Linked DNA regions of Homo sapiens: region 2 is linked to region 1. Evidence: chromatin loops called from intact Hi-C (ENCODE). Cell type or tissue: B cell. All regions are shown on one strand. Each heading gives the region's core, and the rest is flanking DNA. Links, peaks and the distances in the headings are about the cores only. Region 1 holds the start of LOC124902677 (a long non-coding RNA gene). Region 2 holds the start of SLC15A3 (solute carrier family 15 member 3).

What was found. Peaks named below come from ENCODE experiments on the same cell type or tissue, not always from the same donor. Only the 100,000 strongest peaks of a DNase experiment are listed, where the experiment ranks them.
Region 2: a loop joins it to region 1, with 9 times the contacts of the local background. A loop is called at or near these places in 3 of 110 quality-filtered maps.

What each region holds. Positions count from the first base shown.
Region 1 is chr11:61,066,023-61,076,293 of GRCh38, forward strand. It overlaps LINC02954 (long intergenic non-protein coding RNA 2954), which reads left to right. Exons shown (of 4, transcript NR_186234.1): 4 at 1,409-1,575. All of the region lies in intron 1 of LOC105369325 (a long non-coding RNA gene), which reads right to left. It overlaps LOC124902677 (a long non-coding RNA gene), which reads left to right and starts at 7,690. Exons shown (of 2, transcript XR_007062690.1): 1 at 7,690-10,169. In B cell, for the core only: no CTCF peak of the experiment used is centred there; DNase peaks (open chromatin) are centred at 4,669, 5,359 and 6,759; H3K4me3 peaks cover 1,027 bases; H3K27ac peaks cover 3,986 bases.
Region 2 is chr11:60,947,917-60,958,187 of GRCh38, forward strand. It overlaps SLC15A3 (solute carrier family 15 member 3), which reads right to left and starts at 4,260. Exons shown (of 8, transcript NM_016582.3): 1 at 3,078-4,260. The coding sequence starts at 3,635. RefSeq lists silencers at 3,543-3,702, 4,023-4,252 and an enhancer at 4,433-4,572. In B cell, for the core only: CTCF peaks have their summits at 1,395 and 1,734; DNase peaks (open chromatin) are centred at 3,515, 4,305, 4,665, 6,705 and 2 weaker places; H3K4me3 peaks cover 3,542 bases; H3K27ac peaks cover 6,147 bases.

The DNA.
Region 1 (10,271 bases), core at 780-8,779:
CACTCCGTTTTCTATTGAAAGCACCCTGTCACCTTTCGCGTTTCCAACTCAGGAAACAGCAACCACGGAACAGAAGAAAAATCAAGATCCCATTTGCCTTGATGGATTCATTTCGATACAACTTCACTCAAGAGCTCGCCGCTTCCTGATTTCACATTTCACCATCAAAGACGAGGGCCGGGGCAGAGCTGGGGGATGTGGCCCAATCGGCAACATGCGTGGCTGAGCAACAGGTTTCTGCCAGGAGAGGCAACTCTGGGACCGCAGCTTCGGGATCCATTGGCCCATCCCAACAGCTAACAGAGGCAGAACATTCTGGAACATCACCCACCTGTCCCATCCTACAGGCTCCCAAGCCAACTGTGGCAAAGGTGAACCAAAGCCCTGAAAGAACTCGAAGTGAGACAAAGCCAGGCTCTCTGTGCTGAGGGAAGCAAGGCCCAGAGAGGGCAGTGGTGTGGCCACTGTCACACAGCGGGGCTCTGGGTCCAGTCCCTCTCTCTGATTTGGGCACCTCCCCCCTGCAGCAAGCATTGATGACTTCAGGTTACACGATACAGGAATGTCTCCATCCCTTTCCCCAAGGTAAGGAAAGGGCTCACATCAGTTAATTGCTCAAGCAACCCCAGAACCAGGATTATAACAAGGTGGTGCTCTGCCACGGGGCTGATAGAGAGGACAGGCCCTGGCCAGAGCAGGGGTGGGGCAGGGACTGCGGACCAGAGGTCCTCCCCAGAGCTTTTCATGAGCAACTACTAGGCCCTCGATAGAGAAGCCCAGCATGACCGAGAGGCAGTCTATGAATATGGTGACAATGCCACACTGTGAGGATAGAACCCAGCCCCGGCTAAAGCCCACTGAAAGTAAGAGCAATAATGCAATTCATTCATTCATTCATTCATTCATTCATTCGACAAAGTCCGTGCCAGGCTCTGTGGCTACAATCCTGAAAAAGACACAGTATCTACGTCTTCAGGTTGCTTAAGTAAAATCATTAGCACTAAAAAAATGTGGTATTCATACAATAAAGCACAACACAGCAACTAAAAAGCAGGAACTCCTGCTACACTCAAACACGGATGAATTTCATGGGTATAATGAGGAGCTGAAGAGGCCAGGCACAGAAGAGTCCATACGCTGCAATTCAAAACACTACTTACGGAAAGCTGGAGAACAGACCCATAGTGAGAGACCAGAACAGTGCTTAGCTCTTGGTGGGAGGGGGCGGCTGATAGGAGAGGCTCTAGGGAACCTTAATGGGGGATGAAAATGTTCTAGATCTTGAGCTGGGTGGAGGTTACACGGTGTATGTGTGTGTGGGTGTGTGGGCGTGTGTGTGCATGCAATATATATAAAAAAAGTTTTACATTTTTAAAAATCATTAACAGTGTTTACACTTCTTTTTCAGAGCTAACCTTACATATGCTTGATCAAATGACGAAAAGCTTCAGCCAGAAACAGTTTTGCCTGGGTTCTGAATCTTCCCTGAGCTCTTAAATTCTACCCAGTGAGCATCTAGGTTAAAACCTGGATAAAACCTGGATAAAAGATTAAAAAACTCAACCAAGTTTCCAAGTTCTTGTACTGCTTGGCTCTGTGTAGATCCGAGTTAACAAACAGGTTTCAATCCACATACCAGATCTGATGGTATGAAGCACTGATTATGGCTGGGCACAGTGGCTCATGCCTATAATCCCAACACTTTGGGAGGCCCAGGCAGGAGGATAGCTTGAAATAGGAGACTGGGGCCCTTGCAAACCCACTGAACTTCCTGGTGGTCACAGTGGACAGTCAGCCTGGGGAATAAGTCTCTCTGTGAAAAATGCAATGAACACAAGGCCCCTTTCCATGGCCTGTGCTTGGAACCAGCAAAGGAGTCGGCCATTCTGCATCCTGAGCACAGACAGAGGAGCTGTGGGTGACAGATGGTGCCTGCCAGGAGCAGGGATGCATGAGTCTCAGGTCAATGACAGATGTGGCTGGAGCCCAGTGTGGAGGCCCCAGGCTCCAGCGTGACCTAGTTTTCGAGATTGATGGGGCTGGCGTTGATGGCCTCCCGTGCACTCTCCTCTGTTCAGTGGGGGGCAGAGAGAACCCAAAACAGCAACGCCCTCCCCCAGCCCACACTTAGACAACAGGTGACTACGAAAGGAAGGCAGGAGGGGAGGTGGGGAGGGGAATGGCAGGCGGGCCAAGTTGGGTGGGCTCCGGGGCAGATATGTCTGCCTCTCTTCTCTGAGGCACGACTGAGGGGCAGAGAAAGGCCAGGCAGTGGCAGTGACTTCACGTGCGCTGCTGCCAACGACCCCCATCCCTCCCAATCCACCGTGGTAACACCAATATGTTCCCAGCTTGGATCTCTCTCTCTCTCTCTTTCTCCCCACCCACCTTGGGCCCCAGACTCATACCCAGCCCTGTCTGCTCAGCATCTCCACTTGGGTGTCCGAGAGCATCTCAAGTGTCATATGGCCAAAAGCAAACTCCTGACCATCCCTATCTCAAGACAGGGCTTCTCCATCCTTCCAGGTGCTCTGGCCAAAAACTGTGGTGTCACCTGTGACTCCTCTTTCTCTCACATCCCAGCTGCAATCCAGCCAGAAATCCTATGGGTTCTGCCTTCGAGATGTAGTCAGACTCTGGCCACCTCCCACCCCCTCCACTGCGACCGCCCTGATCCTGGCCACCGTCCTCTCTGCCTCCTCACCTGCCTTCCTGCTTCCTGCCCTCATTCCCTTCCGGGTGTTCTCCCTGCTGGATGTGGAGTGATCCCATGTAAAAGGCACCCATGACGTCTCCCACCTCACAGCCTACTGCTCTACCTGCTCACACCACTTGGGTCACGCTGGCCATCGGACACACTGGACAGCCTCAGGGCCTTTGCTGGTCCTGGGCTGGAAGGCTCTTCCCCTGGAGAGCCCTCAACTCCCTTCCTCGCCTTGGGTGGAGCCTTCCTGGACAGCCCTATTTAAATCGCCACCCCTCCCTCCCCCTTCCCCCTTCTCTTCTCCTGTTTTAGTCTCTTCCGTAGCATTTATTGCCACTGGACACACAATATATTTTTACTTATTTATTTTGTTCATTGTCAGTTGCCCCAGGTTAGACTGTAAGGAGCATGAGGGCAGGAAAGTTTGGGGTCTGTTTTGTTCTTGCCATGTCTCCCAACACCAAGGACAGTGCCTCGTGCATAGCAGGCACCTAGTAAGTTATTGAATAAGTGAATGAATCAGGATCAGTGACCTCCCTCTGGAACCACAGGCTTGACAGCAAAGCTCTCCCCCTTTCTTCTGGCCCCTCAGTGCCCCCCTCAGGGCAGAACTCCAGGTACCCAGTGTGTCTCCAGCAGGTCCCTGTGTCCCCTTAGTGGTGGGAACAAGAGATCCATCAGTTCCAAGCCTCAAGATGCCTCTTGCCTCCTTCATCATCTGTCTCCCTCACATCTGCCCTGCCTTTGACAATGTACAAATAGCTTTGAAGCCCTGTAAGGTTTCAGCATCCTTGTTGCGTAGGCTGGGAGAGCCAGGCAACAGCCCAAAGACACACAGCTTAGAAGGGAGGAGAACACCCATCCTGACAGCAAGCTTGGTCATTGCTCAGATTCACCCTGTCCCTACCACCTGCTTCCTCCAGGCCAGCACTGCAAGCCAATCGTGATGACAACGACGGTGCTGGATGGAGGACAGACAAAACCAGTGAGGCTCTTGCAACAGGGGAAAATGAGTCCACCAGCAACAAGAAGACTGGGACTGGGGAGGGGGTGCAGAAGGGATTAAAGGGTTCAAGGGGGCCTGGGAGGACAGAAGGGGATTCTGTTTGGGTTCCCCTCAACCAACCTAAAGCAGATTCTGCTGAAAACACAGGAGGCAATAATACCCTGAGCTTTTTAAGTGCATGTCCCCATGACCCCATAGCCCTACACCTAGAGGTTTATTGCAAAGCCATCAGGGAAAGAGTGTACACAGAACAGTGAGGGTTAGCTATACGGGGTGCTTGGCAGAGCAGTGCTGGTGAGAGGAGGACAATGGAAACCTTCTCAGTGTCCCCAGATAGGGGAATGGGATTTATACGCCATGACTCCCTTGAAAACAATGAATGTGCACCTACATTTCCTAACTCGGAAAGCCGGCAATGACATTGAGCCTAAAATTCTGTGTTGTATGGGCCCATTCGTGTGTGTGTGTTTTTTTTAAATGTACGTGTTTGCAAAGAAAAGTGTCTAGGGCCAGGCGTGGTGGCTCACACCTGTAATCCCAGCACTTTGGGAGGCCGAGGTGGGTGGATCACAGGGTCAGGAGATTGAGACCATCCTGGCTAACACGGTGAAACCCCATCTCTACTAAAAAATACAAAAAATTAGCTGAGTGTGGTGGCGGGCACCTGTAGTCCCAGCTACTAGGGAGGCTGAGGCAGGAGAATGGCATGAACCCGAGAGGCGGAGCTTGCGGTGAGCCAAGATCGCACCATTGCACTCCAGCCTGGGCAACAGAGCAAGACTCCATCTCAAAGAAAAAAAAAGTGTCTAGGAGGAAGTATATCAGGTGCAGTAATGGTGACTGCTGCTAGTGAGCCTAGAGGGAGCTCACTCTCTTTTTCATTCTTTTCTGTATTCTATTGCTGTGGGATAATTAAGGAATCAGAGAGACTGAGGGGTTGAGGAAGAATTATGTAATTATTTAGGTGCACCAAACCAGTCGGATTAACATCCAAAGGACTGAGCCCCAAACAAAGAGTCCGGTTACCTTTTAAGCATTTTGTTGGGCGGGGGCGGGGGGGGTAATCTGTGCAGAGGGAAGCATATTACAGAAGTGAGAAACAAAGACAGTTATTCAACTGAGACATGCATTACATCATTTCTTACTTTTTAAGGAACAACATGTTTTACGACTTGAGATTATCTGTCAAGTGACCTTGAAGCTGCACAGCTAGAGAAACAGAGTCTTCACAATGCCTGGGAAAGGGAGAGATAAGTCTCACTGGCCACAGAAAGAAAAACAGGCAGTTAATTTTAAAGGACTCCAGCCCTTTCTCTTCCTCAAGGGGAACTGGGTTTTCTTACATTCAGCTGAGTTTTTGATTACACAGTTTTTAATTTCTTTTCATTCCTGTTCCACTATGAATAATTTTACGACTAGCATATATCAATATTTTTAGTAAATAAAACAGTAAAGGTGCATGCATTTTAGAAAAACAAATTTAAATGCTCCAGAGACTTCCCCGATGGGCCAAGCCCACCAGGGCCCTCTCTCCAGCCAGACCCAGCACCTGCCCACTGAAGGCAGCCTCTAAGCCTCCGAAGCTGAGGGCCTGACACCTCCATCCAAGCCTCTGTGTGTGACTGAGGGGGGAGAAACAGAGAGAAAAGAACCACTTCCTGCAGAGCTGGTGGTGGTGGCGGCTCTGAGGGAGGAGAGACACCCACCAGAGGTGAGGACTAGAGGCTCCTTCAGCAAATGTGAACGTGACTCAGGGGGCCACCCTGACTGACAGGGCAGTGTGGCCCTCACGGTGACCAGGGCTCAGCCGCACTGTCACTGCCATTAACCAAAAGCCGGTGATCACAGGCAGAAGAGGCCTGCGAGTGGGACATGCCCAGTGGGCCTTGTGGGGATGGAGCCGGTCCTGCTTTAGGGGACAGGGTCTGAAGCAAGAGCCAGCAGGTGGCCTCGACCCATGGATTCCCCTGCAGGTCTCCAGGGCCACACCCATGGCAGGGCCTCCAGATAGGATCCCACTGCTCTTTAAGGAATGTTTGGGCAGGTCCCCAACAGCCTGGAGGAAACCCCTTACCAAACCCCTTACAGCCACCAGCAAAGGAAAGCCAGGCTTCCAGGTAGAATCTGGATCCATGAGGTGGACTGTGTTCTATCCACTTTGTACTCAGGGTGCCCAGCCCAGGCCAGGTGCTTAGTACTCGCTTATTAAGCGAAAGGATGAATGAATGAATGAGCCATCCGCAAAGATGACCTATGTTACTACTTTGGAAAGAAATGTCTTCAACGTGAGCTGGGCTTCTCAGCGGGTGGAGGTGCAGCTGTGTTCCAAACAAAGAAGCTATTTTTAAAGAGAGAGAAGAGGGAAAGACTGAGTCGGGAATGCCTGAGGCCTGGTTACTAGACAAGCCAGAGGACTCCTCCTCATCGTGCAGAGGAAGGGGGAGTCAGCTTCTGGGAAGAAGTGGGGCCCGCCTGGGGCAGTCTCACCAGAGGGAGGTGATGACAATATTGCTGGGCTTCAGTCTCCTGCCTTTAGAGGGTGAGGGCCAGTCCACAGGAGTTCAGATCATAAGGCCCAAGTCCCATTCTCCGCCAGCTCCCCGCCTGCCAGGTGAGGACACCAGTCAAGGACTTCTGTTAGACTGAGTCACTTGGGAGACTTAGCTCTCTTTGGGCACAGCTTGGTCCCCTGTGCATGTGGCCAGATGCCAGGGGGCTGGGCACTTCTGGGAGATGGGCCTCTCGGTGCATCAAGATGGCTTCACAGTGAGCGTGACTGTGAGGCTGTTGTGCCCCTCCTCCCTGATCTTCTGCCACGACCCTGGAGCCCACTTCAGTCACCACTGCCAAACCATCACCTTCCATCACACACACTCGGACTGTGGTCACACCCAGACCACCAGGATGGACACACAGAGCTGAAGACCCAACCCTTGGCAGACACCATAAAACAGCCCAGCTGGCTCCAGTGGGCGGGAACCCTGGTAGGAAGACATGGAAGCCATCTGCTCAGGTGTCCTCTTTCTGCAGGCCCAGAGAGAGAAGACTTGCTCAGGCTCAGGTCAGAATCCAATCCGGGATCCGAAGCCAGGGCTCCAGGCCTCACGTACGGTGCACCACGGGGAGTTTTGGCGATAAAAGTCAGGGCTTCCCAAGAGGCCTGAATCAGCAGGAAGTGGTAGCAGCTTGCTCTACTGGGGCACAGTCCCCACTCCCCACCCACCAGACCCTCCATCGACCCTCATGCTCCCCATCTGGGAGTTGGGGCGGCCAGGGTTGCAATTGTCCCTGACAGAGAAGAATTGTGCCCCAAATTCCAGAGGCCAGGAGGGAAACAGGATAAACCACAAGGCACCCACAGCGCCTTCAGGAGTCCTCCTGCCTCTAATTTGCTGTGTGACCTTGGGGAAGTCCCTTCCCTTCTCTGGGACTCATTTTCCTGATCCGCACGATAGAGTTTGGTCTCCAAGGTTTCATCTGATCCTGAGAAGCTCTGAGTCCAAGCCTGGACACATTCTTACTGTGTCAGAGGCAAACACTCAGCCAAACTAGCTGGTCACTAAAAATAGAAAGGCTGGGCGCAGTGGCTCACGCCTGTAATCCCAGCACTTTGGGAGGCCGAGGAGGGTGGTTCACTTGAGGCCAGGAGTTTAAGACCAGCCTGTCCAACATGGTGAAACCCCATCTCTACTAAAAATACAAAAATTAGCCAGGCGTAGTGGTGCATACCTGTAATCCCAGCTACTCAGGAAGCTGAGGCAGGAGAATCACTTGAACCCAGGAAGCAGAGATTGCATTGAACCATGATCGTGCTACTGGACTCCAGCCTGGGTGACGGAGCAAGATTCTGTCTCAAAGAAAAATAAAAATACAAAATAAAAATAGAAAGCCACTAAAATAAGGTGTGGGGTGGGCTAGGAATTTTTAGATACAGGCACCATTGTTATTTTTATTTTTACTAAATTTATTTCCCTTTTTTCATATTTTGATTTCACTAAAAATAGTGAAAAAAGTTTCCACGCACAAAGCATTCTCAACAATGTTTTTGGCCAGATTGACAGCTGCAGCTCCCTCCAGCCATTTATTAATGGCTTTTTCTTTTTAAAAAATCTACTTCTGCCCATGAATCTGAAACACATTAACTGAACATTTGGGTCAAAATTTCTCATACATGCTACATCTTCCCTCTGGATGAAAAACTCCTGGGGAATGGGGATTATGTCTTCCATAGCTTTCTCCCCTCGTGTCCAGCCTGGCTTTAGGCCTGATAATGACTGCTGTCATCATTGTTGCTGTTATTGTTGATTTTCATTATAGAGCCTGAAGGAAACTTCAAATCGAATCCAACCTCCTCTCTTTACCAATGGGGAAATTGAACCCAAGAGAATAAACTGTATTTAGTCTAATATCAGATCCTTGGTGGAAAGGCTCAATATTGTAAACATGTTGATTCTACTTCAAATCAATCCAGAAATTCACTGAACTTTAAATCTAATGGGATTGGGGGGAGTTGGGGAGATCTGACAAATTTATTTGAAAATGAAGAAGGATAGCTAAGAAGTGTTAGAAGCAGACGAGTAATGTCCTTTCCCATAATAAGATTATAGTTCAATCTAAAGATTTACACAATTTAAAACTGGGTATACCATTTTAGGAACAGATTAATTAATGGAAAAGAAGGAAGAATTCAGAAAAGGAAATTCATCTCATTTATTTTAAAATTCAATGATGTAGTGCTAATCCTAAGCAGTGGAAGGAAACCTGGAATTTTCAAAAAGTGATGTTGAAGCAGCTGTTCTCTTTTTGGGGAAAACAAACTGAAAAATAAAAAACTTTAGAGTTAATTTTAAATAATTAAAACAAGTCACATCTCACACCTACTCAAAAATAAAGTACAATTGGATTAAAGATTTGTGTAATAAAAAAAGACACTAGAAGAAAATATAGGGGAAAAATTTTTTATAACTTGAATGTGGAAAATGTCTTTCTTAGCATAGTATAAAAACTAAAAATCCTGAAGAGAAAGAATTTGGACCCCATGAAAATTTAAAATGTATGAATAGTGGAAGATATCATAAAAAATAAATAGTAGAAAACAAATGACAGTCTGGGAGAAAATATTTTCAACACATGCAACAGACTAAGGATTAATATCCATTATATATAAAGAGCACCTACAAATCCACCAGGAAAGGACTGACAACCCCCACCAAAACAGGTAAAGAATATGAATAGATAACCAATGAAGAAACACAAATGTTTTGTGGATGCAAAACATATTTAAAAAGTGTTCAATCTCTCTACTAATTAAAGTAATAAAAATTTAAAACTCATGATATTTTATACCTACCATATTAGTAAAAGTCAAAAAATATTGGTAACATTCAGAATTGAGGACGTGGAAGGTAATCAAAGCTTTTCTTCCTTGACAGTAATAATGTCAATGGTTCAGCTTTCTTAAAAGAACAACTTGGGCATTATCTTTCAATATTTTTAAATGTTCATATCCATGCAGCAGCATCATATCTGGAAATCCATCCTACAAGATACTAAACACAGGTGCCTAAAGACATGTTTGCTGTGCTCTCCTTGTAACAGGCAGACAAATTGTTGATGAATGATAAAGAAGGATAAAATAAATCATGGTAGTCCCAGCTACTCGGGAGGCTGAGGTGGGAGGATTGCTTGAGGCCAGGAGTTTGAGCCCAGCTTGGGCAACATAGCAAGACCCCCATCTCAAAAAAAAATTATTGCACATTCATGTTATGGATGGCTGTGCAGATATTAAAGAGAATGACATAAATCTGCCTGTATCAACATGGAAAGTCACACACAATTTATTGGAAAGTGGAAAAAAAGAAATAATTATATAATAATCAGTATAATATTATCCCATTTCCATTTTGTAAAACAAATAAATAAATAAAGATTCAGATCAAATTTTTAGTGGTGGTTACAGCTGAGGAGTGGGGTCGGTGGGAGTGATAGGAAGATGGAATGTTGCTATTTAAAAATGTATGTTGGTCAAATTGAAAAAAAATAAAAGATATCCTTCACATATTTCAATAATGAAAAAAGCAAGAAATAAGATAAAATAAAATAAATGTAAGTTGGTGCTCTTTGAATGCGTCTTGATGATATCTGCAGTTTTGCACATACATATACTGTGTGTGTGTGTGTGTGTGTGTGTGCACACGCCTATATAATTAACAAAGAAACATATCCTCACTGGCCCTGTGCAAAGCTGTTACAATATTTATTTTAGGAATGAGGAAACAGTCCTGAGTTCTATCACTTGCCCAAGAAACTCACATGCTGTGAGTGACTACAAAGGAATTCCAGTCCCAGCCTGAACTGAAAGCCAGGGAGGACCCTTCCCTGCCAACTCGCCTGCCCTAAGCACAGAGCGTGGCTGTGCGAATTGCAGACTTGGTGGATGACGGCTGTGGGGAGTTAGAGGTAGGAAGTGATCATGCATTGTTTCTCCAAATGCTGTATTTAATAATATTTCAGATAATCAAAACTACTGTAGTCAACTGGGGAAGTATAGAATTGTTAAGA
Region 2 (10,271 bases), core at 1,035-9,034, 120 kb before region 1:
ATCTGCATTTAAAAAAAAAGCAGTGAGGACTAGGGGCCATTTCAATGGAGAGAATAAATACTTCTCTACATTGCTAAACCAGTCACCCTTTCCATGCCCCTGCAAATCTCAGGATCCATTACTGCCTTTCAAGTAGAGATTTATATTTCCACTAGCTAGGGCGATTTTGTCAAACTTTACTTTCTGTAGTTGCATTGGGGAAAAGACAAGTATTTATTTTTCCTTTTTCAAATGTAAAATTATAGTCCACACAGATGCACTTAAACCCGCATTCCATTGGAGATTCTGCGGGGTCCTCCTGGAAGTGGGGAGGGAGGGGCATACCAGCTCACTGATAATTCTCGCTCTAGACTTTCAAGCAGAAAATTGAATAGGTCCCATTAGAAGCAGCCACTTCCATTTATTAATTGGAAGTAAATGAATGTGACTATTGTAACTCTAAGGGGGAAGACCAGGCAGCCCATTCAGGATATAAATGAGTTCTTTTAGAATGAGCAGATGCTTTGTCGAGAGTGATGGATGGCCCTTTCTGAAATCAGCAAGTATGTGAAACACGCAGCTCCTGGGGTATAGCTGTTGCCAGATGGTGCCAGTCCCACCCACCCCCACATCCCCATCTGACTGCCCCCCTGAATTCTGCAGCCGCTTCCTGCCTGTTGTGAAGTACCCACTCTTGTTAACCCATATGCTATCTACACTGCAGCCGGAGCCATTTTTGAAGAGCTCAAATCCAGTGATGTCCATTCCTGCCTCAAATCATTTTGGTGTTTCTGCACTGTCCTAGGGATCAGGTCCCGACTTCATGAGGCCTTGTGGCCTGCCTTTGCTCCACCCAAAGTTCGTGCCCAGCCAAGGGGAGAACGTACAGGAGCTTCTGGCCCTGTTGATGCCACGGGAGGCTCTGCTCAGTGGCCTGGCCTCCAGAAGATCAGTTTTGCCACAGGGGGTACTAGATGGGTGAGGCTCTCTGGAGGTCAATAGGGTCAATGACACAGGTTAAGGGTACTGGGTTGGGGGTGCTAGTGGGATGTCAATGAAATAATAGGATTAAAGGAAGATGAGAGATTCCCATTGACAAATATTGGGGGTCTCTAGGTCAGAAAGAATGTCAACAAGAAGTAAGAAACGGTCAGGGCTGGCCGGTCGCAGTGGCTCACGCCTGTAATCCCAGCACTTTGGGAGGCTGAGGCAGGTGGATCACCTGAGGTCAGGAGTCAAGACCAGCCTGGCCAACATGGCGAAACCACATCTCTCCTAAAAAAATACAAAAACTAGCCAGCGTGGTAGCGGGCACCTATAATCCCAGCTACTTGGGAGGCTGAGGCAGGGAGAATTGCTTGAGCCCGGGAGGTGGAGGTTGCAGTGATCTGAGATCGCACCTCTGCACTCCAGCGTAGGCAACAGAGCGAGACTCCGTCAAAAGAAAGGAAGAAAGAAAGGAAAGAAGGAAAGAAAGAGAAAGAAAGAGAGAGAGAGAAAGAGAAAGAAAGGAAGAAAGAAAGAAAGAAGGAAAGAAAGAAAGAAAGAAAGAAAGAGAAAGAAAGAGAGAGAGAGAAAGAGAAAGAAAGGAAGAAAGAAAGAAAGAAGGAAAGAAAGAAAGAAAGAAAGAAAGAAAGAAAGAAAGAAAGAAAGAAAGAAAGAAAGAAAGAAAGAAAAGAGATGGCCAGGGCTGGCCTGGGGGCATGAAGTCATCATCAAAGGATCCTAAACAAGCTGGACAAGTGACTCCTTGTCAAGGACACTGGAAACTGCTAGGTGCTGAATTGTGGGTGCCAATTGGATGAAACGATCCTTTTGAAAAATGTCCCCTTTATGAGTATAATATGTGCAATCAAAGAACATTTGATAAACTGAGACAAGAAGAAAGTGCAATTAGTCCAGTGGCCTGATCATACCACTGTGACAATCTTTTTCCAGTTTCCTTTCGTTGACACCTCGTCTTTCCACATGGCTGCAGTCCTATCTGTATGCAGTCCTGCCTCCTGCTTTTGCTCATTTACACCATATGTGGTTATTTTAATAATATTACATTTTAGTCTAAATTATTGTCTAATATCCCACTGGGAACAGCTATCAAAATATAGCCGTGTTGTTGGGCATTTACTCATTCATTTAGCAAATACTTATTAAATTTCTTCTACGTGCCATGCTCTGTTCAAGGGGGAACGGAGAAAGGCTCAGAGGTTGAGCTAAGGGAGAAGACCAGGCAGCCCATTCAGGATATAAATGAGTTCTTGCCCATGTGGCTCCAGCTAGTGAAAGGCAGAGCTGGGATCTGAGCAAGTCGGCCTGACAGCCTCTAGCACTGCTGGTAGGAAGAAGCTGGCTTGCTCCTGCCCTGCCCGCACATCCCCATAACACACAGAGAGGAGGTTCATGGTGGGACCTGGAGTCCAGCTGCCTTTACTCGGCTCCTCGACCCTCCATGTCACCTTGGGCAAGTTGATTAATGCCATGAAACCTCTCAGTGTCTTTCTCTGTAAAATGGGCATAATAATTCCTACTTCCTGGGTGGTGAAGAGTATTAAATCAGTTAAACAGTGAAAGTGCTTAGCATAGGGCCTGCAAGTAGCTCAAAAAAGACCAACCTGCCTGGCGTGGTGGCTCATGCCTGTAATCCCAGCACTTTGGGAGGCCTAGGCAGGTGGATCACCTGAGGTCAGGAGTTCAAGACCAACATGGTGAAACCCCACCTCTACTTAAAAAAAAAAAAAAATTACAAAAATTAGTTGGGCGTGGTGGCAGGCCCCTGTAATCCCAGCTACTCTGGAGGCTAAGGAGGGATAATCGCTTGAACCCGGGAGGCTGAGGTTGCAGTGCGCTGAGATCGCGCCATTGCACTGCAGCCTGGGCGACAGAGTGAAACTCCGTCTCAAAAAATAAAACAAACAAAAAAACAACCATGGTTATTCCCACTGCGGTTGCCATCGGTTTTGCAAGGGCTAGCCCCCCTCTTCTTTCAAATCAGGAAACTAGTGCAGGCAGGGGACCTGGTTTGTCCCAGGTCACGCTGGGGGCCAGCCCTCCTTCCCTCCACACCCGCCGGAGTATGCCGGGGCAGGCCTCCTGCCACTCACCTGGTCGGCACCGAAGGAGGTGAGGTTGCTCCGGACGGAGCTGGCGGCCAGGCCGAGTAGCAGCAGGCCCGCGTAGAGGACGGGCGCGCAGTAGGGGCTGGGCGAGGAGCGCGGGCAGCCGGCCGAGGGGCAGGCAGGTCCCAGCGGCGACGCGGGCATCTCTCCGCAGAAGGAGCTGCGGCCGTCGGGGAAGGCGGTGGCGGGCAGCAGGCCCGAGGCGGCCAGGTAGAGCAGCAGGCTGAGCGCGACCGCGCGGTAGCGGCCCAGGTACACGTCGGCCAGCCAGCCGCCCACGGGCGCCAGCAGGTAGGAGGCGCCCAGGAATACCAGCGCGGCGCGCGTCGCCTGCTCGCCGGTCCAGTTGAAGTTGGTGCTGTTGAGGTACAGCACGAGGTTGGCGGTGACGCCGAAGAAGGCGGCGCGCTCCAGCATCTCCACCAGCAGCACGGCCGCGCCCGCCGCCCGCCGCCACCGTCGAGGGCCCCGCGCACCGCGAGGCAGCAGCGGCTGGCGCTCCCCGGGCACGCGGGGCTGCTCCCGGGCGCGCGGCGCGGGCATCCTGGCTCCGGGCTGGGCCCCCCGCGGCTCTTCTCTCCTCTCCTCTCCCCGCCTCAGAGCCCTGCACTCCTGCCCCCGGGCCTCGGCCCTCTCCCCCACCCAACTGGCTGGCCCTCCTTTCTCACCGCTTTGGCCCACCCTTCCCTCCTGTCCCCTCTCCCTTTCTTGCCCTACCCTTCCTGTCCCTCCGCTCACTACCCGGACTCTACCACCTCCTCCCTAATTCTCAACTCCCCTCTCCCTTCCCCCACCCCTAAGGCTTCCTCCCCGCGCCTCTCCTGCAGCTGTTTCTCCCTAACTCTCCCCTCTCCTCCCTCCACCTTGACCCTTCCTCGCACTCTTGTTCACACTGCGACCCTCCCTGCTTCACTTCGCTGCCCCTCCGCCTCCCTTTCCCCTCCCCGTTTGTCGCCCCTTCCTGTTGTCCCCTCTCCTTATGACTCCTGGCCTGCCCTGGGCGTGGGGTGGGGGCTCCCTCTGCCCCAGTCACCCTGCTGCCCCTTGCCGTCTTCTCCACCTCCTCCCTGTCCCCCTCACCCCCACTGCCTACACTCCCCTCTCAGTCCCCTGCAGCCCTCCCCCCAGGCTCAGCCTCTGTCCCTCTCTCGGCTTCTTGAGAAACTCTGGGCTCCCCTCGCTTCCCCTTTCACAGGCCCTATCCGCAGTCCCCTGCCTGCATCACATGGCGCTACTGGGTGTTTAGGAGAAGTGAAAGCCTGGGTCACAGGGCTCCTGCCCGGTCAGCTTTCTAAAAACCTCCCTCCTTCTCTACCTCTGCCTCCTACCCCAAACCCCCGCTGCTGGCCTCCTTAGAGCCAAAAAATTCCAGGAGGAATTTTTTCTTTCAGTTTCATTTCTCGCCAGGATTCCACTTTTGCTTTACCCTCTTCCAATCAAACTCCACGCCTCCACCCGAGGCGCCACGGGTAGAAAGAAGTGGAAAGGCTACCTGCATCATTTGGTCACACTCAGCCATTTCACAGATGCAGAGACAGACCCAGTGGGGCTAGGGCAGGAAGGTGGAGAAAGATTGGTTCCTGGTAACTGAACTAGGGGTGAAGCCCTGCCCCGGGCTCCTGAGTGGCAGGGAAATTCACAGCGCAATTCGGATTGCACAGAGGCTGCTGTGAGGAAGGAAGTGGGGCACTTTCAACAAGCCTGCGGGCCATAGAGGACCACAAGTGAGTCGGGATTGAGAGGGACACCGACCTCAGACTAAATCAGAGTCAGCCTCAGAACTCCTAAGCACCAGCCCCACCCTGACCTAGGAGCCCGGGGGATCTGGCCTCTGCTCTCCTCTGATCTCATCTCAGCCCCATGTTCACTCAAGTCCAGCCAGCCGGCCTCCCAGGTTCCCCTTCCATGCTAAGCTCCTCCCTGCCTCAGGGCCTTTGTCTTTGCTGACCCCTCTGCCATAACTGCTCTCCCTCCATATCCTTGCATGGCTGGCTGCTTCTCTTTATTGAGGTTTCAGCATATATGTCTCCTTTGTAGGGACCTTCCCTGATTTTCCCATCTAAGTAGTTTCCTACTGGATTCTCAGCATCCCCCATCACATTGTCTTGTTTTAATGTCTTCAGAGCACATATTACTTGTTCAGTTAGCACCAGTAGAATAGGCCCTCCATCAGATCAGAGACCTTTTCTAACTCTTCACTGTTTTATTCTCAATGGCTTCCCAGTGCTTGGCAAATAGTAGGTGCTCAATAAGTATTGCCTGAATCAATGAATGGAAAGAGTGTCCCAAGGCAAAATTTGTAAGAATAATAATATCAGGAAAGCTAAAGCTAAATAAACTGAGTCTCACAAAAGCTATAGATACCAGCAAAAAAAGCACTATAGATACCAGCAAAAAAGCGAGGGATTTTTTGTTGTTGTTGTTTGTTTGTATGTTTGTTTTGAGACGAAGTCTCACTCTGTCGCCCAGGCTGCCATGCAGTGGCACAATCTCGGCTCACTGCAACCTCCACTTCCTGAGTTCAAGCAATTCTCCTGCCTCAGCCTTCTGAGTAGCTGGGATTACAAGCGCGTGCCATCACGCCTGGCTAATTTTTGTATTTTCAGTAGAGATGGGATTTCACCATGTTGGTCAGGCTAGTCTCAAACTCCTGACCTCATGATCCACCTGCTTCGGCCTCCCAAAGTCCTGGGATTACAGTTGTGGGCCACTGTAAGTTTTTAACATGTTAGAGAAGCCAGGCCAAGAGGATGGTGAGAAAGCAAAGCCCTCCATCCCAGGTCTTCCTGCAGTCACTGCAGTCAGGACCATGTGCTCTCGTGAGGTGGGCAGAGCCTGGAGGAGAGAAGAGGAGACTTCAATGGAGCTGCACCATCCCTCGACTTGGAGGAAGCTTAGGTCATCAGCTGTGACGGTATGGTGACGAAGTTCAGATCACATCAGATCCAGCTCCTTCCTCTCTTGGCAAGATCACTAGGCTGGCAGATGAGCTCAGACTTAGCCCAGAGAGCTGAGTCTTACCCAGAGAGCTGAGAGAGTGCTGGCCTGCCATCGGTGATGTTCAGCGGGTGGTAGATGAAGGGAAAGGCTTCTAAAAGCAGTGTGGCCTGCAGAGAAAAACCCAGGAGAGGAAAGTAGCAAAGAAAAGAGGAGTGCAGCATCTTTTTTTTTTTTTTTTTTTTTTTTTTTGAGACAGAGTCACACTCTGTTGGCCAGCCTGGAGTGCAGTGGCACGATCTCGGCTCACTGCAACCTCTGCCTCCCAGGCTCAAGCAATTCTCCTGCCTCAGCCTCCTGAGTAGCTGGGATTACAGGCGTGTGCCACCACGCCCGGCTAATTTTTGTGTTTTTTAGTGGAGATGGGGTTTCACCATGTCAGCCAGGCTGGTCTCAAATGCCTGACCTCAGGTAATCCATCTGCCTTGGCCTTCAAAAGTGCTGGGATTACAGGTGTGAGCTACCGCACCCAGCCCAGCGTCTTTCTTACTGCCCAGCCTCCATCTCCAAGGTACCAGGGGGCCAGGTGCTGGGCTGGTTCACTGGGGAAAGTCCTGGGGACACATTTAGCTGGGGAGAAGGTAGGGGTGACTTGCCTCTTGCAGATAGGGGAAGTAATGTTCCAAAAGCGGACATGACTGTCACCCAGGGCACGAGTCACAACACTGATGACCAGTGGGAGGGAGCTGGAGAGCAGAATCTTAGAACTGAGGAGCCCCAGAGCTGGTGGGCCATGGCCGTGACCCACAGGTCTATGTGGTTTGGCTCTGATAGTGTTTAGTTACATGGTGTTTAGTTTTTGTTGTAGCTTCTGTTACTGTTTCTCTTTTTATTTTTTTATTTTTATTTTTTTTTGAGATGGAGTCTCACTGTGTCACCCAGGCTGGAGGCTGGAGTGCAGTGGGGTGACCTCGGCTCACTGCAACCTCCGAATCCTGGGTTCAAGAGATTCTCGTGCCTCAGCCTCCCGAGTAGCTGGGACTACAGGTGCCCGCCACCGTGCCCAGCTAATTTTTGTATTTTTAGTAGAGAAGGGGTTTCGCCATGGTGGCCAGGCTGGCCTCAAACTCCTGACCTCAAGTGATCCACCTACCTCGGCCTCCCAGAGTGCTGGGATTATAGGCATGAGCCACCGTGCCCGGCCATATTGTTTTTTAATTTTAAAACATTTTTGAAGTTTTAGTTATCTCCTTAAAAATTCAGAAGTATTGGCCGGGCACGGTGGCTCACGCCTGTAATCCCAGCACTTTCGGAGGCCGAGGTGGGTGGATCGCCTGAGGTCGGGAATTCGAGACCAGCCTGACCAACATGGAGAAACCCCATCTCTACTGAAAACACAAAATTAGCCGGGCGTGGTGGCACAGGCCTGTAATCCCAGCTACTCAGGAGGCTAAGGCAAGAGAATCGCTTGAACCCAGGAGGCGGAGGTTGCAGTGAGCCCAGATCGCACCATTGCACTCCAGCCTGGACGACAAGAGCGAAACTCTATCTCAAAAAAAAAAAAAAAATCAGAAGTATTAGCATGAAGATCCGGACTTTTGGCTACTCCTGAAATTGCAGAGGATCTGGCATCTCTGGGCCTGCATGCTCACAGAGAGCCAAGGGCAGCAACACTGTCTGGTGCGGTGACATGCTGAAGTGTCCCTGCAGATGCCTTGGTTGGAGGCTGGTGAAAATGAGCCTTTTTACCTGTGCATCTAACACAGCTACTGTTGAGTGTGAGAAGCACAGGGGCTGCGTCATCAGCGAGCTTTCTTAGAGAGATCACAATGAGGATGTTAGGTGAAGTGGCTTCTCGAGTCTCCTAGATTCTCCTGATGGCACTCTGCCAGGGCAGGGTGAGAGACGTCAGATTTTAGGAAGTTCAAAAGTAGGACTTGACTAACCACTTAGGCCCCCAGCTCTACCTTTTAAAACCCAGCACAATTACTTTATGTGGTTGAAAAAAATGAAGCAATGAAACCTTGATCCAACTTTCACTCTCCAGGTACAATTTCTTAGTAATGCACTGGCACCATCCTGCTGTGTTGCCCACAGGTTTTATAGTTCACAGGTGAGCATCAAATACACACAGCCTCATCAAGACTGTGCAAGCAGGACCAAGAGGTGGCCCCTGCAGTTGAGGCAAGGTTATCCCCCAGATCTAGCCAAGGCCTGCCTCACACCTTCAGAACAATTTAGATTTCTCTTATACCTGGCCAACCCACTCTCTACACCTGTAGGGTGATCCTGGGCTTGACAATAGGTGAAAATTAAAAAATTGAGCCACCTGGATAAAAGCATAATAGCCACAGATTGAGGAGAGGCAAAGTAGAGGGAAGGACAGTGACAGTCTGGGGAATTTTTTGACTGCTATGCAGGCATTCATCCACAGCAGCTTCTTATGCTGCAGTGACCAATCCTAACATCCTGCTCACTCCAGGGTGGTCAGTCCCAGCATGCCCTGGTGTGTAGCAGGTGCACCAGGAATTGCAGGTAACCTACCGCTGAATTGTCCACACATCATTCCCATTCCCAATGGAGACAAGTGGCTGCCCGTGGAATATCATTTACTTGTGGCAGGACAAGGTTGAGAACTGATGTTTGGCCCCATCCCCATGACTACAAGGACAGCCCGGTGCCTTGAAAGGAGTAGGACAGAGCAGACACCTTTCCAAGCCGATGGGGCCAGAATGAATCAGCAGCACATTCCCAGGGCCACAGCTTAGGATGAGACATAGACTGTGGACTGGCTTGTGGAAGGCCATGGCCCCCAGTGGGGAGGATGACAGTAGAGGATACACCCTCATATTGTCTTCCCTGTCCCTTAGCACCCAGGAGGAGTGAGGCCATCCACAGACTGGGATCTGGAGGGGGAGGCAACATTTTGCCAAAGATAGTTTTTTCTTCTTACATCATTTTATTAAGTGTTCATTCTCACCCACCTTTTAGAAAATGGATTGCAGTCATGCCTGCCCCCTGTTGCAGATATCCCCAAGGGTCCTGCCCCTAAGTTCCATTGATGTTGCCTGGTCATTCTGTTTTGTGTCCACCCATCTCTCTCTCACCCCCACAACACTGCCCCTGTTTGGGCAGCCAGCATTCCCTTCCTGAACCACTGCAGTAGGACCTTTCGGTTCACGTTCAGCACTGAAGCCAGCGTGCTTGAAACCCTGAAAGGGCACCCTCTGGTTCTGGATTCTCTAGGACAAAGTCTCAACTTCTTTGTCCAACTTTGCAGGCCCTCCAGGATTAACCCCTTCCGGACCAACTCCCAAGTTCATCTCTGACTGCTCTCTCTCCATGTCTCCTGCTCCCACCCTGCCTTCAGCCATGGTCAGCTTCCAGCCGCCTTTCATCTGGAACTTGGCACATGCTGCTCCTCTAGCCTAGAACTTTCTATGACTCATGAATACTGATCCCTCAGGACTTGACCCAGATGTAACCTCTTCTGAGTAGTCTCCCCTGATTTTTCAAGGCTGGGATCCTGGGTTAGTCTGTTCTTGCATGGCCGTAAAGAAATACTTGAGGCTGAGTAATTATAAAGAAAAGAAAAGAGGTGCTGGGCGTGGTGGCTCATGCCTGTGATCTCAGCACTTTGGGAGGCCGAAGCGGGTAGATCACTAGGTCAGGAGTTCACAACCAGCCTGGCCAACATGGTGAAACCCCATCTCTACTAAAAATACAAAAACTAGCCGGGTGTGGTGGCGGGCACCTGTAATCCCAGCTACTCAGGAGACTGAGGCAGGAGAACTGCTTGAACCTGGGAGGTGGAAGTTACAGTGAGCCAAGATTGTGCTACTGCACTCCAGCCTGGGAGACAGAGCAAAACTCTGTCTCAAAAAAAAAAAAAAAAGAAGAAGAAGAAGAAAAAGAAAAGAGGTTTAATTGGCTCATGGTTCTGCAGGCTGCATAAGAAGCATAGTGCCAGCATCTGCTTCTGGTGAGGCCTCAGGAAGCTTGCAATCATGATGGAAGGCAAAGGGGAGCCAGCATGTCACATGGCGACAAAGAGAACAAGAGAGAGAAGGGGGAGACCCCAGAGTCTTTTAAACAACCAGATCTCCCATAAACTAACAGAGCAAGAACTCCCTATTACCATAAGGGATGGGGATGGTGATGAGCCATTCATAAGGATCTGCTACAACGATCAAATCACCTCCTGTCAGACCCCACCTCCAAAACTAGGGATTACATTTCAGC